Regions from separate parts of the Homo sapiens genome. Here region 2 is linked to region 1. Evidence: chromatin loops called from intact Hi-C (ENCODE). Cell type or tissue: K562. All regions are shown on one strand.

Region 1 (8,000 bases):
GCTCTGCCCTGGATCTATGTGTAGGCTGGAGAGTGCTTTCAGAGTCCAGGCATTTCTCGCTTCTTCCTCTGCTCTGACTTTTGCAAGGCCCCCTCTCCTTTCTCCTGCAAATGTGTGGAGTTTCCCAGCAGCCTGGGGTACCTGGGAAGCTCACCTACTCCTACTCCAGTTCTTTTGTTTTCAGGGTTGTCTCATTAAGTTTTAGGCTGTTTTGCCATTTGCCTGTGTGGTAGGCAGAATCATGGCCCTCCAAAGACATCCACATCCTAATCCCCCAAAACTTGTAAATATGTTAGATTACACAGCAAGGGGAAGTTAAAGTTGCAGATGGAGTTGAGATTGCTCATCAGCTAACCTTAAGGTAGGAAAATTATTTTGGATTATCTCGGTGGGCCCATTGTAATCACAGGTGTCCTTAGAAGTGTAAGAGAGGCTGGACACAGTGGCTCACGCCTGTAATCTCAGCACTTTGGGAGGCCAAGGTGGAAGGATCACTTGAGCACGGGAGTTTGAGACCAGCCTGGGCAACATAGGGAGAATCCCATCTCTAAAAAAAAAAAATTGCCTGGTGTGGTGGTGTGCATCTGTAGTCCCAACTGCTCGGGAGGCTGAGGTTGGAGGATCACTTGAGCCGGGGAGGTCGAGGCTGAAGTGAGCCATGATTTCACCACTGCACTCTAGCCTGGGTGACACAGGGAGACCCTATAAGAAAGAAAGAAAGATAGAAAGGAAGGAAGGAAGGGAAAAGAAAAGAAATAGCTGGATGTGGTGGCATACTCCTGTAATCCCAGCTACTCGGGAGGCTGAGGCAGGAGAATCACTTGAACCCAGCAGGCAGAGGTTGCAGTGAGCCAAGATTGTGCCACTGTATTCCAGCCTGGACAACACAGCGAGATTCTATCTCAAAAAAAAAAAAAAAAAGGAAAAAAAGAAAAAGAAAGAAGTGTAATAAGAGGGAAATGTGCTTATGAGAGATTCGTCAGAGAGATACGGTGTTTCTGCCTTAGAAACTGCAGGAAAGGGGGCTGTGAGCCAAGGAAGGTGGACAGTCTCTAGCAACGGGAAAAGCAAGGAAATGAATTCTCCCCTAGAGCCCTTGCAACACCTTGATTTTTCCCAACAAGACCTATTCTGGACTTCTCAAATACAGAACTGTGAGGTAACACATTTCTTTCTGTTGTTTTAAGCCACCGAGTTTGTGGTCATTTGTTATAGCAGCGGTAGAAAGCTAGACACTCTAATAGAAAAAGCAGCCTCATGCTAGCAAGCATGTAGGTGTTCTCATTTGTTTTCTGCTGTATTTGCTACTTTTACTGGGTTTTTGCCTTTTGTTTTAAATCAAGTCATTTCCCTCTGGCAGCAAAACTGCTGGGTTTCACTGCCAGGCCTGCCCTGGTCAGACTTGTTTGGGGAGGTGGGGAGGACTAATAGCCTGTGGCTAGAAAGCTAAAGACTCCCAGTGTTCTTCCTCCAAGTTCCTGCCATTCCTCTGGAGTAACTGCCTCTCAGTTTGTTTCTTTAATGGATATCCAGCACCACAAAATGGTTAGTTTTGACAATTTTGTCCAGCTTTATGCTCATTTTTTCAGGATAACAGTTGTCTTATCCTTTCATAGCTAAAAGTTGCTTTACCCCATATTAATGTTTTTTTGATTATTTAAATGATATGCAAAATTAACTATGACATAGAGTGTATTTCTTGTATATTCTAGTTGTTGACCATAGTCCAACATGATACCTAAAGGTTATTTCGTAAGCACGTGATTGGAAGCTTTATGTGAATTTATCATGAGTTAAAGAACAAATTTATTATTATATTGTTTCACACTTTTCATTATTCTAATGACTAGATTTAACTAACTTTTAATACGTTACCATGAGTCAATTCTGTATGTGCTAAGCATGTTTGAATTAGTACATTTTATACCACTCTTGTCTATTTGTTCATAAATTGATACTTGTGAACCAGATATGGAGTCTTAACTCAAGCTGAGAAAAAAGAACCTTTTATAATAAACAATAAAGGTTGTGGTTAATTTCTATGCTTGACTTTGTGGGGTTTCAAATATGAGCTGCAGATGGCTCGATTTGCCTGACTACGTGAACTACTTGCTGTTTTTTTTTATGGTCTTGCTCATTCTTTTCTATATACCTAAGAAAATTCTATTGTCATCTATTTCTACATGGCCCAGATCTACCCATTCAAAGTGCTACTCAAATGTAATATCCATAAATTCTTTCCTAACATCTTGCAGCTGGAAGGAAACTATACTCTTCCAGGATTCCTGGGCACAGTACAGCACTTTCATTCGTCTTCTACCTTGTATTAGTGTTATTTTTGTCTATGTCTTTTTTTTTTTTTTTTTTTTTTTGAGATGGAGTCTCCCATTGTCACCCAGGCTGGAGTGCAGTGGCACGATCTCACTTCACTGCAATCTCCGCCTCTCGGGTTCAAGTGATTCTCCTGCCTCAGCCTCCTGAGTAGCTGGAATTACAGGCATGTGCCACCATAGTGTGTATTTTTAGTAGAGACAGGGTTTCACCATGTTGGTTGGCCAGGCTGGTCTCAAACTCCTGACCTCAAGTGCTCTCAATCCCAAAGTGCTGGGGTTATAGGAGGGAGCCACTGCACCCAGTCTGTAGTCTGTGTCTTAACTCTGCTACTAAGTTGCATTAATCTTGCTAGCAAGGAATTATCATGTCTTGTTTTTTGTGTCCCCATGAGCACAAGGTAAGTTTTACCTCCCATCTCTGTAATCACCTAGATCAAATAAGTTCATTTATCTATGTTCAGCTCTTTACATATTTGGCCATTTCTGCTATTTTCTTGAACTTTGAACGTGAGACCATGCTAAATTGAGCCTTAGTTTGACATGAGCATCAGCATATATACAGTAAGTCCTCACTTAATGTCAATGATAGATTTTTGGAAACTAACTTTTGGATAAACGATGTATAAGGAAACCAACTTCACCATAGGCCAATGCATATAAACAAGAGTTAAGTTCCTACAGAATAATTATAGTCACAAAAAAACATCACTGCCAGGCATAGTGGCACATGTCTGTAATGCCAGCACTTTGGGGCGCTGAGGCAGGTGGACTGCTTGAGCCCAGGAGTTCAAGACCAGCTTGGGCAACATAGGGAGACCTCACTTCTACAAAATCAAAAATTAGCCAGATGTGGTAGCATGCATCTGTAGTCCCAGCTACTCGGGAGGCTGAAATGGGAGGATCACTTGAGCCCAGGAAGTTGAGGCTGCAGTGAGCCGCAGTTGTGCCACCACACTCCAGCCTGGGCAGCTGAGTGAGACTCTGTGCCAAAAAAGAAAAGAAAATTACCACACTTCTAAATGAAGAGCAAACACTTCTGATATTAAACATTGAAATAAATGTGAGCTATTCATACATTTAGAAACATTAGTAAAAACAAGATAATTATTTACCCATTTATTCCAGTTCAGGTGTGAGGGTGGCTGGAACCTATCCCGGCAGCTCAGGGAGCACAGGGGGATCCAGGCCTGGAGAGGATGCATCTTGTCACAGGGCCACTCACATACACACCCACACTCACACTGGGACAGTTCAGACATGCCTGTTCACTTGCTATGCACATCTTTAGGAGGTGAGAAGAAAACAGAGTACCTGAGATACCCACGCAGACACAAGGACATGTGAACTCCAACAGACATTGGCCCCCTCCAAGAATCGATTTTTTTTTCTTGTGAACATTGCAATGAAATGATGTTGAATGAAATGGTGTTGTTTGAAGATCTGCTGTATTTTGTTATCTGTTGTCTTAGAAAATAACATTTAGCTGAAGTTACATGATTGTGTTATGTAGGAAACATTAAAATTAAAAAATGTATGTGCTCAATATCTAAGCATGACTGAATTGTGCAAAGAGTTTGGTTTCTAATTCTCATGAAAAGAATCAAGTTATCTCATTCCTATGTGATCATTTACCATGAAGATAATTTTAAAATATCTTATGATCCTGTGATTCAGTAAGTAGAATGTTGAGTTGAAAAGGGATTTGGCTTATTATAAAGCACTTTAAACTCTTATCCTCTGGAATATTTAAAAAATGCAGCTCCCCAGCTTGGCACGGTGGCTCATGCCTGTAATCCCAGCACTATGGGAGGCCAAGGCGGGTGGATCACCTGAGGTCAGGACTTCAAGACCAGCCTGGCCAACATGGTGAAACCCTGTCTCTACTAAAAATACAAAAAAATTAGCTGGGCCTGGTGTCGGGTACCTGTAATCCCAGCTACTTCAGGAGGCTGAGGCAGGAGAATCACTTGAACCTGGGAGGCGGAGGTTGCAGTGAGCCGAGATCGCGCCATCGCACTCCAGCCTGGGTGACCACAGCGAAACTCTGTCTCAAACAAAAACAGAACAAACAAAAAAATCATGCAGTTCCCCAGCTCTTGAGGCACCTTTGGGCTTTTCTTGGTACATTAGTGCCCCCTAGTGTTCTTTGGTAAAAATCAGAATACCAGAATTTTAAAATACTGTGTTTAGTATTTGTTCCTTACTTTACTTTCAGATGCAGTTATAAAGTTTTTATGCCTTTTATAATCAATTTAAAATAGGAATATGGTATGTATAATGAATATTTGGATTGTTGCACTGACCTTTTAGCAGAATTGAGAATACTTTTATTTTTTTTTAATTTTTATTTATTTATTTAGATACAGGATCTCACTCTTTCACCCATGCTGGAGTGCAGTGGGGCCCTCATAGCTCACTGCAGCCTTGAACGTCTGGGCACAACAGATCCTTCCACCTAGAACTATACGCGTGCGCCACTGTACCTGGCTAATTTTTAAAAATCTTTTGTAGAGACAGGGTTTCACCGTGTTGCCCAGGCTGGTCTTGAACCTTAAGCGGTCTTCCTACCCCAGCCTCCCAAAGTTCTCGGATCACAGGCATGAGCCACCACGCCCAGCTGAGAATGCTTGTAAAACACATGCTTCCAGAGCCGGGTGTAGTGGCTCACACCTATAATCCCAGCTACACAGGAGGCGAAGGCAGGAGGATCGCTTGAAGTCAGGAGTTAGAGGCCAACCTGGGCAACATAACAAGACCCCCTCTTCCCGCCCCCCACCATATCTCTCTCTTTCTCTCTCTGTCTCTGTCTCTTTCTCTATAGACAGGGTCTCGCTCTGTCGCCAAGGCTGGAGTACAGTGGTGCAATCTCAGCTCACTGCAACCTCCACATCCAGAGCTCAAGTGATCCTCCCACCCTAGCCTCCCCAGGAATTAGGACCACAGGCATGTGCCACTGTACCTGGCTAATTTTCTGTATTTTTTGTAGGGACAGGGTTTTGCCATGTTGCCCAGGCTGGTCTGAAACTCCTGGGCTCAAGTGATCTGCCTGCCTTAGCCTCCCAAAGTGCTGGGGTTATAGGCATGAGCCACCGTGCCCAGCCAAGACCCCATCTCTAAAAAACTCAAAGCTGGATGTATGGCATGTGCTTGTAGTCCCAGCTACTCTGGTGGCTGAGGCAGGAGGATCGCTTGAGCCCCAGGAGTTTGAGGCTACAGTGAGTGAGCTATGATGGCACCACCGCACTCCAGCTTGGATGACAGAGCAAGACCCTGTCTCTAAAATAGTAAATAAACAAATACAATAAATGCTTCCTATGTTCTGTGTCTCAGAAATTCTCTCTATCTCACCTAACATACAGAATATATGTATAATCCTGGGCTTTAGGATTTCCTAGGAGACCATTTCTCATGTTTATGTATTGAAGGCCTACTGTGTTTCAGGCGATGCCCAGACAACTTGACACGTATCGTTTCATTTGATGGAGAATGACTGCCTTGAAATATATACATATAATTTGTTCTAGATCTGTTCTCAGGGAAGCTGAGATGGAGATGAGTGGGCAGCAGGTTTATGGAGTGCTCGTGGCATCACACCTGTGCACGAGGGTGGGGAAGAAGTGGACAGGAGTGGACAAGTCAAGTAGTGCTGCCGGCTCAAGCGATGCCTCAGCCTTTCTGCTGTGTGCGAAGCTTTGCAGAGGAGATGATGCTTCAAAGTTGTCCCTGTTGGGGATGAGCAGCCAGGCCTTTATACACTGGGACAGTCAGTCATGGATACGTGGATACTCTGGAAACCCTCATCCCTGGAGGTCTGAGCCCCTGGATACCATGCCCTTCTTAGGCTGGAGTTGCTGCCCTTGTCCATTTACCATAAAAATTGGACAAGAGAATACCAGGACACACCTGAGTTTCTCATCGTATGCTAAACCTGTTCTTCCACGTACATCCCCAATGTGTACAGCCCTACTTTTTTCTGCTGATCAAGTTCAATTACTTCTGCTAAGATGGTGACTATTCTTGCCTGCTGGTCCTTGGATGCAAGGACCCCAATGTTCAGGCAGCCTTTGGTGCCTTCTAGCATACGAATCAGAGCATTATCTTTAGGTGTGGAATAAGCTGCCCCAAAACCTGTTGAAGCCAACCAGGCACTGTGCTCCCTTCTGTTATGGGAAGTGCAAGATGCAGTAATTTATTCTTCTGAGGAAGTGTCTTGTCATTGCCCAGACCAGTGAACTTCTAAAAATTTACTGACATGGAAAAGCTCCTGAATTCTTCCTAAGTTTTACCTCCCACCCACTGGATCAGATATGTCTTACCAAGGCTTTGAACATCCTAGCCTCGTGGAGAAGAAGCCTCTTCTCCTGGTTCTGTTAGCATGATGTTATGAAAGGAAATTAAATTTTGGGACCCCAAACTCATTTTGCCAAAGGGAAAAATCAAGCTGAGAACTGGGTCATGCAAACCTGCCTCCCCCTTTTGGTTCCTAAATAAGGTGGCTACAAGAGGAAAAGCTACATGCCTCCCCCATATTTTGCTCACAAGGAAATTCCTAGTGAGCAATGCAAAGTGATAGCTTATCTTTACAGGTGCAGTCACCCAGGCCCACCACACGCAAATGCATATCTAATTGTTCCCCTGCCCCATTTTGTCTGTGTTATGTAGAATGCAGATTCCCTACGTTTTTCTTCTGCCCCGTTTATGTCATCTTATGTAAAAACATGCAGATTCATGGAGCCAGACAAAGGCATGACTATCTTTTCCCACCCACCCCCTTACCTGAAAATTGTGTACTTCTCAATATCCTGCCCTTTCCCCTTTAAATTTGAAGCCCTCAAAAATCATCTTCAGAGAAAGATGTCTGTCTCCTGGGTGCGTGTCCTTAACTTTGGCAAATAAATCTAAAATGATTGAGACTTGTCTCATCATTTTTCTTGATTGACAATGTTATTGATAAAGTGGACCAGTGTGATTTGCTGCCAGATTCCCAGATGGCATGAGGCGGAAGCTGTACATGTATACTCTTGTCCATGTGAATCCAAACTGTCTTTGATTTTTTTTCCTAATAGGGATAGAAAAGGTACATTTGCCCTATCGGTTGCTGCTTACCATGTACCTGAGGTGGCAGAGTGGCTATAATTGGGGTCACTATTTGGTTGAGTTTCTGGAAGTTCAGTGTCATCCTCCACATTCCATCTGGGTTTTATAGTGGCAGATGAGTGAATTCAATGGAAATATGATAGGGACCATGGCCCCTGCATTCTCTTAGGTTTTTAAGGGTGGCACTGATTTCTGCCATCCCTTCCCATATGGGATATTGGTTTTGATATGTCTTGGCCATGGCTGGGGGTGAGTAGCCACTTCCATTTGGCTCCTATACAATAGACCAAGATGGCAATGTGAGGGTTGTACCAACAACTAAGTGTGTCTATTCCAATTTCATATTCAGGGACTAGGAGAATGACCACTAGGTGTATTTCTGGACCCAACCAGCACCCGCACCGTGAGCCAGACCTCAGCCAGGGCGCCATTTATCATCTCACTCCCATGCATGCCCCCTTTCTAACACAGGGGCCTCATGACATTTTGGATCTCTTGGTGTCAGTGCCAGTTTGGACCTTAGATCTAACAGCTTGTGAGATGTCTTGGTGATCCGCTTTCTCCACTGTA
Region 2 (8,000 bases), 66 kb after region 1:
AGACAGCAACATGGTAATAGTGCGAACTTCAGTATTCCTCCACTGACAGCACTAGGCAGATCAAGACAGAAAGTCAACAAAGAAACAATGGCCTTAAACTACACTGTGGAACAATGGACTGAACAGATATTTAAAGAACATTCTGTTACAGGAAAGGGGTCCCAATCCAGACCCTAAGAGAGGGTTCTTGGATCTCATGCAAGAAAGATTTCAGGGCGGCCAGGCGCGGTGGCTCATGCCTGTAATCCCAGCACTTTGGGAGGCCGAGGTGGGTGGAACACGAGGTCCGGAGATCGAGACCATCCTGGCTAACACGGTGAAACCCCGTCTCTACTAAAAAGACAAAAAATTAGCCGGGCGTGGTGGCACACGCCTATAGTCCCAGCTACTGGGGGGCTGAGGCAGGAGAATCGCTTGAACCCGGGGGGTAGAGGTTGCAGTGAGCCAAGATCGCACCACTGCACTCCAGCCTGGGTGACAGAGCAAGAAAGAACTCAGGGCAAGTCCACAGTGCAAAATGAAAACAAGTTTATTAAGAAAGTAAAGGAATAAAAGAACAGCTACTCCATAGACAGAGCAGCCCTGAGGGCTGCTGGTTGCCCATTTTTATGGTTATTTCTTCATGATATGCTAAACAAGGGGTGGATTATTCATGCCTCCCCTTTTTAGACCATATAGGGTAACTTCCTAATGTTGCCATGATATGTGTAAACTGTCATGGCACTGTTGGGAGTGTAGCAGTGAGGATGACCAGAGGTCACTCTAGTCACCAGTTTGGTTTTGGTGGGTTTTGGCCGGCTCCTTTACTGCAACCTGTTTTATCAGCAAGGTCTTTATGACCTGTATTTTGTGCTGACCTCCTATCTTATCCTGTGATTTAGAATGCCTTAACCATCTGGGAATGCAGCCCAGTAGGTTTCAGCCTCATTTTACCCAGCTCCTGTTTAAGATGGAGTTGCTCTGGTTCACACATCTCTGACAACTCTACCCAACAACTGCAGAATATACATTCTTCTCATTAGCACGTGGAACTTCTCCAAGATAGAACACATGATAGGCTGTAAAATAAGTCTCAATAAATTTAAGAAAATTGAAGTAATATCAAATATCTTCTCAGACCACAGGGGAATAAAACTAGAAATCAACTCCAAAAGGAATGCTCAGAACTATACAATTACATGGAAATTAAATAATATGTTTATGAATGATTTTTGAGTTAACAAATCAAGATGGAAATTAAAAACTTCTTTGAAATGAATGATAGTAGTGACACAAGTTATCAAAACCTCTGGGATAGAGCAAAAGCAGTGCTAAGAGGAAAGTTCGTAGCGTTTAATGCCTGCATTAAAAAGTCGGAAAGAGCACAAATTGACAAGCTAGTGTCACAAAAAATACAAAAGATAAATGAAACAAAAAACTGGTTCTTTGAAAACATAAACAAAATTGATAGACCATTAGTGAGATTACTGAAGAAAAGATGAGAGAAGATCCAAATAAGCTTAATTCGAAATTAAACAGGAGACATTACAACCAAAACCATAGAAATACAAAAGATCATTTGAAACTATTATGAAAACCTTTACATGCACAAACTAAAAAATTAAGAGGAAATAGATAAATTCTTGGAAACACAATCCTCCCAGATTAAGCCAGGAAAAAACAGAAACCCTGAGCAGACCAGTAATAAGCAGTTAGATTGAATCAGTAATTTAAAAATTGCCAACAAAAAAAGCCCATGACCAGATGTATTCACAGCTGAATTCTACTGGAATTCAAAGAATTGGTAACAATCCTACTGAAACTATTCCAAAAGAAAGAGAAAGAAGGAATCCTCCCTAAATCATTTTATGAAGCCAGTATCACCCTAATACCAAAACCAGAGAAGGACACAACGAACAAGGAAAACTACAGACCAATATCCCTGATGAACATAGGTGCAAAAATCCTCAAAAAAATACTAGCTAATTGAATCCAACAGCATATCAGAAAGATAATACACCATGATCAGGTGGGTTTTGTTCCAGGGATGCAGGGATGCTTTAATATATGCAAGTCAATAAATATGATATATCACAAACAATTAAAAGTAAAAACCATGTGATCATCTCAGTAGATGCAGAAAAAGCATTTGATAAAATCCAGCATCCCTTTATGTTAAAAACTCTTAATAAACTAGGCATAGAAGGGACTTACCTCAAAATAATAAAAGCCATATATGACAAACCCATAGCCAACATCATACTGAATAGGGAAAAATTGAAAGCATTCCCTCTAAGAACTGAAATAAGAAAAGGATGCCCACTTTTACCACTTCCTATTCAACGTAGTACTGGAAGTCCTAGCCAGAGCAGTCAGTTAAGAGAAAGAAATAAAGGGCATCTATGTGGAAAAGAGGAAGTCAAACTAGTGTTGTTTGCCAGTGATATGATCACGCACCTAGAAAATCCTAAAGACTCATCCAAAAGACTCCTAGATCTCATAAACAAATTCAATAAAGTCTCAGGTTACAAAATCAATGTATACAAATCAGTAGCACAGCTGTACAGCAACAGCGACCAAGCTGAGAATCAAATCAAGAAGTCAATCCCTTTTACAACAGTTGCAAAAAAATAAAATATGTAGGAATGTGCTTAGCCAAGGAGGTGAAAGCTCTCTACAAGGAAAACTACAAAACACTGCTGAAAGAAATCATAGATGACACAAATAAATGGAAACATATCTCATGCTCATGGATGGGAAGAATCAATATTGTGAAAATGACCATACTGCCCAAAGCAATTTACAGATGCAATGCAATTCCCATCAAAATACCATCACAATTTTTCACAGAACTAGAAAAAAAATCTTAAAACTCATATGGAATCCCATAAGAACCTGAATAGCCAAAGTAATACTAAGAAAAAAGAACAAATCTGGAGGTATCACATTATTGGACTTTAAATTATACTGCAGAGCTCTAGTTACCAAAAACATCATGGTTACTGTTATGGAGAAAAAAAAAAAGGCTCTTAGACCAGTGAAACAGAATAGAGAACCCAGAAATAAAACCAAATATTATACAGCCAACTGATCTTTGACAAAGCATACAAAAACATAAATTGGGGAAAGGACGGCCTATTCAATTTATATATTTGAAAAAAACATAAATTGGGGAAAGGACAGCCTATTCAGTTTATATAGCTTTTCCCCAAAATAGGCTATCCTTTCCCCAGTCTATGTGCTGGGATAATTGGCAAGCCACATGTATAAGAATGAAACTGGATCCCCATCTCTGCCTTATATAAAAATCAACTCAAGATGGATCAAAGACTTAATTCTAAGACCAGAAAGCCTAACAATTCTAGAAGATAATATTGGAAAAACTCTTCTGGACATTGGCCTAGGCAAAAATTCATGACTAAGACCCCAACAGCAAGTACAACAAAAATAAATAAATGGAACCTAATTAAACTAAAAAGCTTCTGCACAGAAAAAGAAATAATCAGCAGAATAAATAGACAACCAGAGAATGGGAGAAAATATGCAAACTATGCATCCAACAAAGGACTAGTATCTGAAATCTGCAAGGCACTCAAACAAATCAGCAAGAAAAATACAAATAATCCCATCAAAAAGTGGGCAAAAGACATGAATAGATGTTTCTCAAAAGAAGATATACAGTTGACCAACAAACATATAAAAAAATGCTCAACAGCACTAATCATCATGGAAATGGAAATCCAAACCACAAGGAGATACCATCTTACTCCTACAAGAATGGCCATAATGAAAAAGTCAGAAAACAATAGATGTTGGTGTGGATGTGGTGAAAAGGGAACACTTTCACACTGCTGGTGGGAATGTAAATTAGTACAACCTCTATGGAGAACAGTATGGAGATTCCCTAAAGAACTAAAAGTAGATCTACTATTTGATCCAACAGTCCCACTACTGGTATCTACCCAAAGGAAAAGAAGTCATTATATGAAAAAGACACATGCACATCCATGTTCACAGCAGCACAATTCACAATTGCAAAAGATGTGGGACCAACCTAAGTGCCCATCAACCAATGAATGGATAAATAACGTGGTATTTATACAACATGGAATACTACTCAGCCACAAAAAGGAATGAAATAATGTCTTCTGCAGCAACTTGGATGGAGCTGGAGGCCATTATTCTAAGTGAATGGAATACTTAGAAACTCAGGAATGGAAAAACCAAAAACCATTTGTTCTCATTTATAAGTGGGAGCTAAGCTTTGAGGATGCAGAGACTTAGAGTGATATGGTCTTTATGGACTGGGAAGGAAAGAGTCTGGGGGAGAAATTAAAATCTACATATTGGACCGGGCACAGTGGCTCACGCCTGTAATCCCAGCACTTTGGGAGGCTGAGTCGGGCGGATCACCTGAGGTCAGGAGTTCGAGACCAGCCTGGCCAACATGGTGAAACCTCGTCTCTACTAAAAAAATACAAAAATTAGCTGGGCCTGGTGGCGGGTACCTGTAATCCCCGCTACTCAGGAGGCTGAGACAGAAGAATCGCTTGAACCCAGGAGGAGGAGGTTGCAGTGAGCCGAGATCGCGCCACTGCACTCCAGCCTGGGCAACAGAGCAAGACTCCATCTCAATAACAACACCACCACCAAAAAAAAAAACAACCACATATTGGATGTAGTGTACACTGCTCAGGTGATGGGTGCACTAAAATCTTAGACTTCTTCACTAAGGAACTTATGCATGTAACCAAACACCACCTATTCCCCCAAAACTATTGAAATATAAAAGCAAAATAGTCGAACTCAAGAAAATAAAACTGAAAAAAAAAATCTGAGAGGAAAAGCACTTCTATTTAGCCTACTTAAAACTGTTTCCTCAAAATCTGGGCTTTGAGTAAACAAACTTACCACTTTCTCTGTTGCCACCTGGTCCAAGCCACCATTGCCTCCCACGTGGACATCTGAAAACCTACTTGCTGTCCCCAGATTTCACCCTTCCCCCTACAGCTTCTGCCCCAAATCCTCCCAAAATGTCAGTGGATTGAGGTCCTTTGCTGGAAACATCCAGTGGCTTCCAGATCTTCTCACTTGGAGTGAGAGACAGAGTCATTCTAATGACCTGCAGAGCCTTCCAGCCCCTTCCACCCCTCAGCCCCCCACCTCCCAGTTCCCTTTCTGGCTCCTCTCCAGCCTCATTGGCCTGGCCTACGCCTGCCAGTGGCCTTTCGTGTGCTGTTCCCTCTTCTGGAAGGCTTTTCTCCTGAGTGGCGTAGTCACTCCCTTCCTTCCCTAGGTCTTTCTTCAAAAGGTGCCTGCACACAGAGGATTTTCCTGGCCTCCTGCGCTGGTTTGCTCCTCCTCGTCTGCTCTGCCCTGCTTTGTGTACTGCAGCCTCAGCCCTGGGGCTTCTTGGCCCTCGGACTTGTGATTGGATTCAGCAAATGGGAGGCTCTGTCGGGAGACCTGCGGAGGGACGGGAGAGGAAGTCGTTTCAGGGCTTTACCTTCATTCTCTCCAGCCGGACTGTGGTTCCGCAGTGCTGCCGGGTTCCTCTGCCTGGCCACTGGCCTGATCTAGACTCCAGCTCTTGCTGGGCTTAGCAATACTGTCCTCTCCCCTTTCCCCCTCTGTGCCAGGATGGTAACTGTGTCCCGCACGCCAGTCTCTGTTACTTCAACCCTCCTCACCTTTGTGAGCAATCTCTTTTTCAAATTCTTCTCAGTTAACGTTTTAATTTTTTCTTTTCTTTTCTTTTTTTTTTTTTTTTTTTTTTTTGAGACGGGAGTCCCTCTCTGTCGCCTGGGCTAGAGGCAGTGGTGCGATCTTGGCTCACTGCAACCTCCGCCCCCAGGTTCAAGCGATACTCCTGCCTCAGCCTCCTGAGTAGCTGGGACCACAGGCGCGAGCCACCACACCCGGCTAATTTTTATATTTTTAGTAGAGACGGAGTTTCTCCCTTTTGGGCAGGCTGGCCTTGAACTCCTGACCTCAAGTGATCCACCCACTTCAGCCTCCCAAAGTGCTGGGATTACAGGCGTGAGCCACTGTGCCCAGACCTCAGTTACCTTTGAGCAGGCCAGCTCTTCCCTGCTGAGACCCTTAGCTGGTACCTCATCCTCTGTGAAGTTCACCTCCCCTCAGCACTTGTTACCCCTCTACCTTACTGCAGTTTCTCTTTTGTTACTTATCAGACTTCCTATGAGTGTGTGTAGTTGATTGTCTGCCTTTCCCACCGTGGTATAAACTTCAGGGCAGGGATTTTTACCTGTTTGCCGATTATCTTTGGTACCTCAACAGAACTTGGCATGTGATGGGGGTCTCTCTCTCCTCTCTCTCGCCGTCTCTCTTTCTCTCTGTGTGTGATGAATGAGTGAGTGAAATGAATGACCTACTTATCTAGCTTAAATTTATACCTTATATCTCTCAAACTCAGGGAGAAACAATAAATTTCTGTCAAGTTAGTAAATTTAACGAGTGTACAAGTCAAAGAGACCTTTTAGAGACATGAAATAGGGAAGAAACCATCAGAACTGTGGCATATTTTGCATTCTTTTGCCAAGAGGGTTTCCACAGTTAATGCCACTGATTTTTATATCCTACTCCTCTCCCCTGAATTCTGTTTTATTTTCTGAGGCAAATCTTTGAGTAATTCTTTCATTGGGGGTCTGTGAGTAGAAGAATTTCTACCTTATCTAAATCTTTATTTCACCCTCACTGGGTTATAGTTATCTTCCACTAGCATTTTGAAGATGCAATTGCAATTTATTCTGACTTCTGATATTTTCTTTTTTCTTTTTGAGACAGAGTTTTGCTGTTGCTCAGGCTGGAGTACAGTGGCGCAATCTTGGCTCACTGCAACCTCTGCCTCCCAGGTTCAAGTGATTCTCCTGCCTCAGCCTCCTGAGTAGCTGGGATTACAGGTGCACCTGCCACCATGCCTGGCTAATTTTTTAAATTTTATTTTAATTTATTTTAATTTTTTATTTTTTAGTAGAGACAGGGTTTCACCACATTGGCCAGGCTGGTCTCGAACTCCTGACCTCAGGTGATCCACCTGCCTCAGTCTCCCAAAGTGCTGGAATTACAGGCAATCTCTCGTTTTTTTTTTTCCCTGTCCCCCAAGTCCCCTTTTGTTACTGCAAAGATTTTTCACTTTGTTTTTGGTATTCTGCAGTTTTATTCTGTCTCTGGGTTTGGATTTTGTTGTTCTATAGCTTGCTTGAAACTCTGTTCTTTAATTCAAGGACTCATTTATTATCTTTCTTTAAGTTAGAAAAGTTCTTAGCTATTATCTCTTCCAATTTTACTTCATCATTCTTTATATTCTCTCCTGCCAGAACTCTTAATAGACATATGTTGAGCCTTCTCGTTCTATCCTCCTACCTCATTTCTTATTCCATTTCTTTCTGTTGCATTCTGAGTACTTTTCTTAGTTCTATTTTCTAGCTTTAGTTTCTTTCTCAATTTAGTCAGTTTTTCTGCTTAATCTTTTGACTTTCTACTTTCTAATCTTAGTGACTGTATTTTATAATTCTAGAAATTTTAGTTGGTGGTTTTAAAAATTTGTTATTTTTCCCCATAGTGACATGTTCTTTTATATTACATGCATTTCTAATTTTATCTCTAATAACTTCAGACATATGAATTTAAAGCATTTTTTTCAGAATGTTTTTATACCTCAAGTTGTTGCACAGCTAAGTCTTTTGTTTCTTCTGCTGAATGTCCATCACAATGGATTGTAACTTTATGGACAGCTCATCTTCAGTAGAGCTTGTGGGTTTTTTTGTTTGTTGTGTTTTATTTTGTTTTTGTTTTTCCTGCTTCTTGGGTTTGGAGGTGTCCATATAGAGTAGTTTTGTGTGTGTCGCTGTTGAGGCTGTAAAGGTTTCTCTGCTTCTGGGCTACTAGTTTTAAATTTGGATTTCATATCTAGGCATGCTACAAGCTAGGGGCTTCAGTTTCTCAGGTTTCCCACCCAGAGCTTAGGCAAGAAAGTGTCCTTCTTCCCTGCATCCCTG

What was found. A loop is a pair of places that touch in the nucleus more often than their neighbours do. Peaks named below come from ENCODE experiments on the same cell type or tissue, not always from the same donor. Only the 100,000 strongest peaks of a DNase experiment are listed, where the experiment ranks them.
Region 2: it touches region 1 in a loop (4-fold over the local background); 1 of 110 quality-filtered maps calls a loop at or near these places.

What each region holds. Positions count from the first base shown.
Region 1 is chr18:24,356,369-24,364,368 of GRCh38, reverse strand. The region is part of intron 4 of OSBPL1A (oxysterol binding protein like 1A); the gene reads left to right. LOC124904267 (a long non-coding RNA gene) reads right to left here. Exons shown (of 3, transcript XR_007066312.1): 3 at 4,339-4,377. It overlaps LOC124904268 (a long non-coding RNA gene), which reads right to left and starts at 4,293. Exons shown (of 3, transcript XR_007066314.1): 1 at 4,258-4,293; 2 at 3,446-3,520. In K562, a CTCF peak has its summit at 4,458 (motif pointing left); a DNase peak (open chromatin) is centred at 4,440; H3K27me3 peaks cover 708 bases.
Region 2 is chr18:24,290,862-24,298,861 of GRCh38, reverse strand. The region is part of intron 14 of OSBPL1A (oxysterol binding protein like 1A); the gene reads left to right. Among named protein-coding and RNA genes, the nearest start is that of MIR320C2, 27 kb to the left of the region's middle. In K562, no CTCF peak of the experiment used is centred here; no DNase peak of the experiment used is centred here; H3K27me3 peaks cover 496 bases.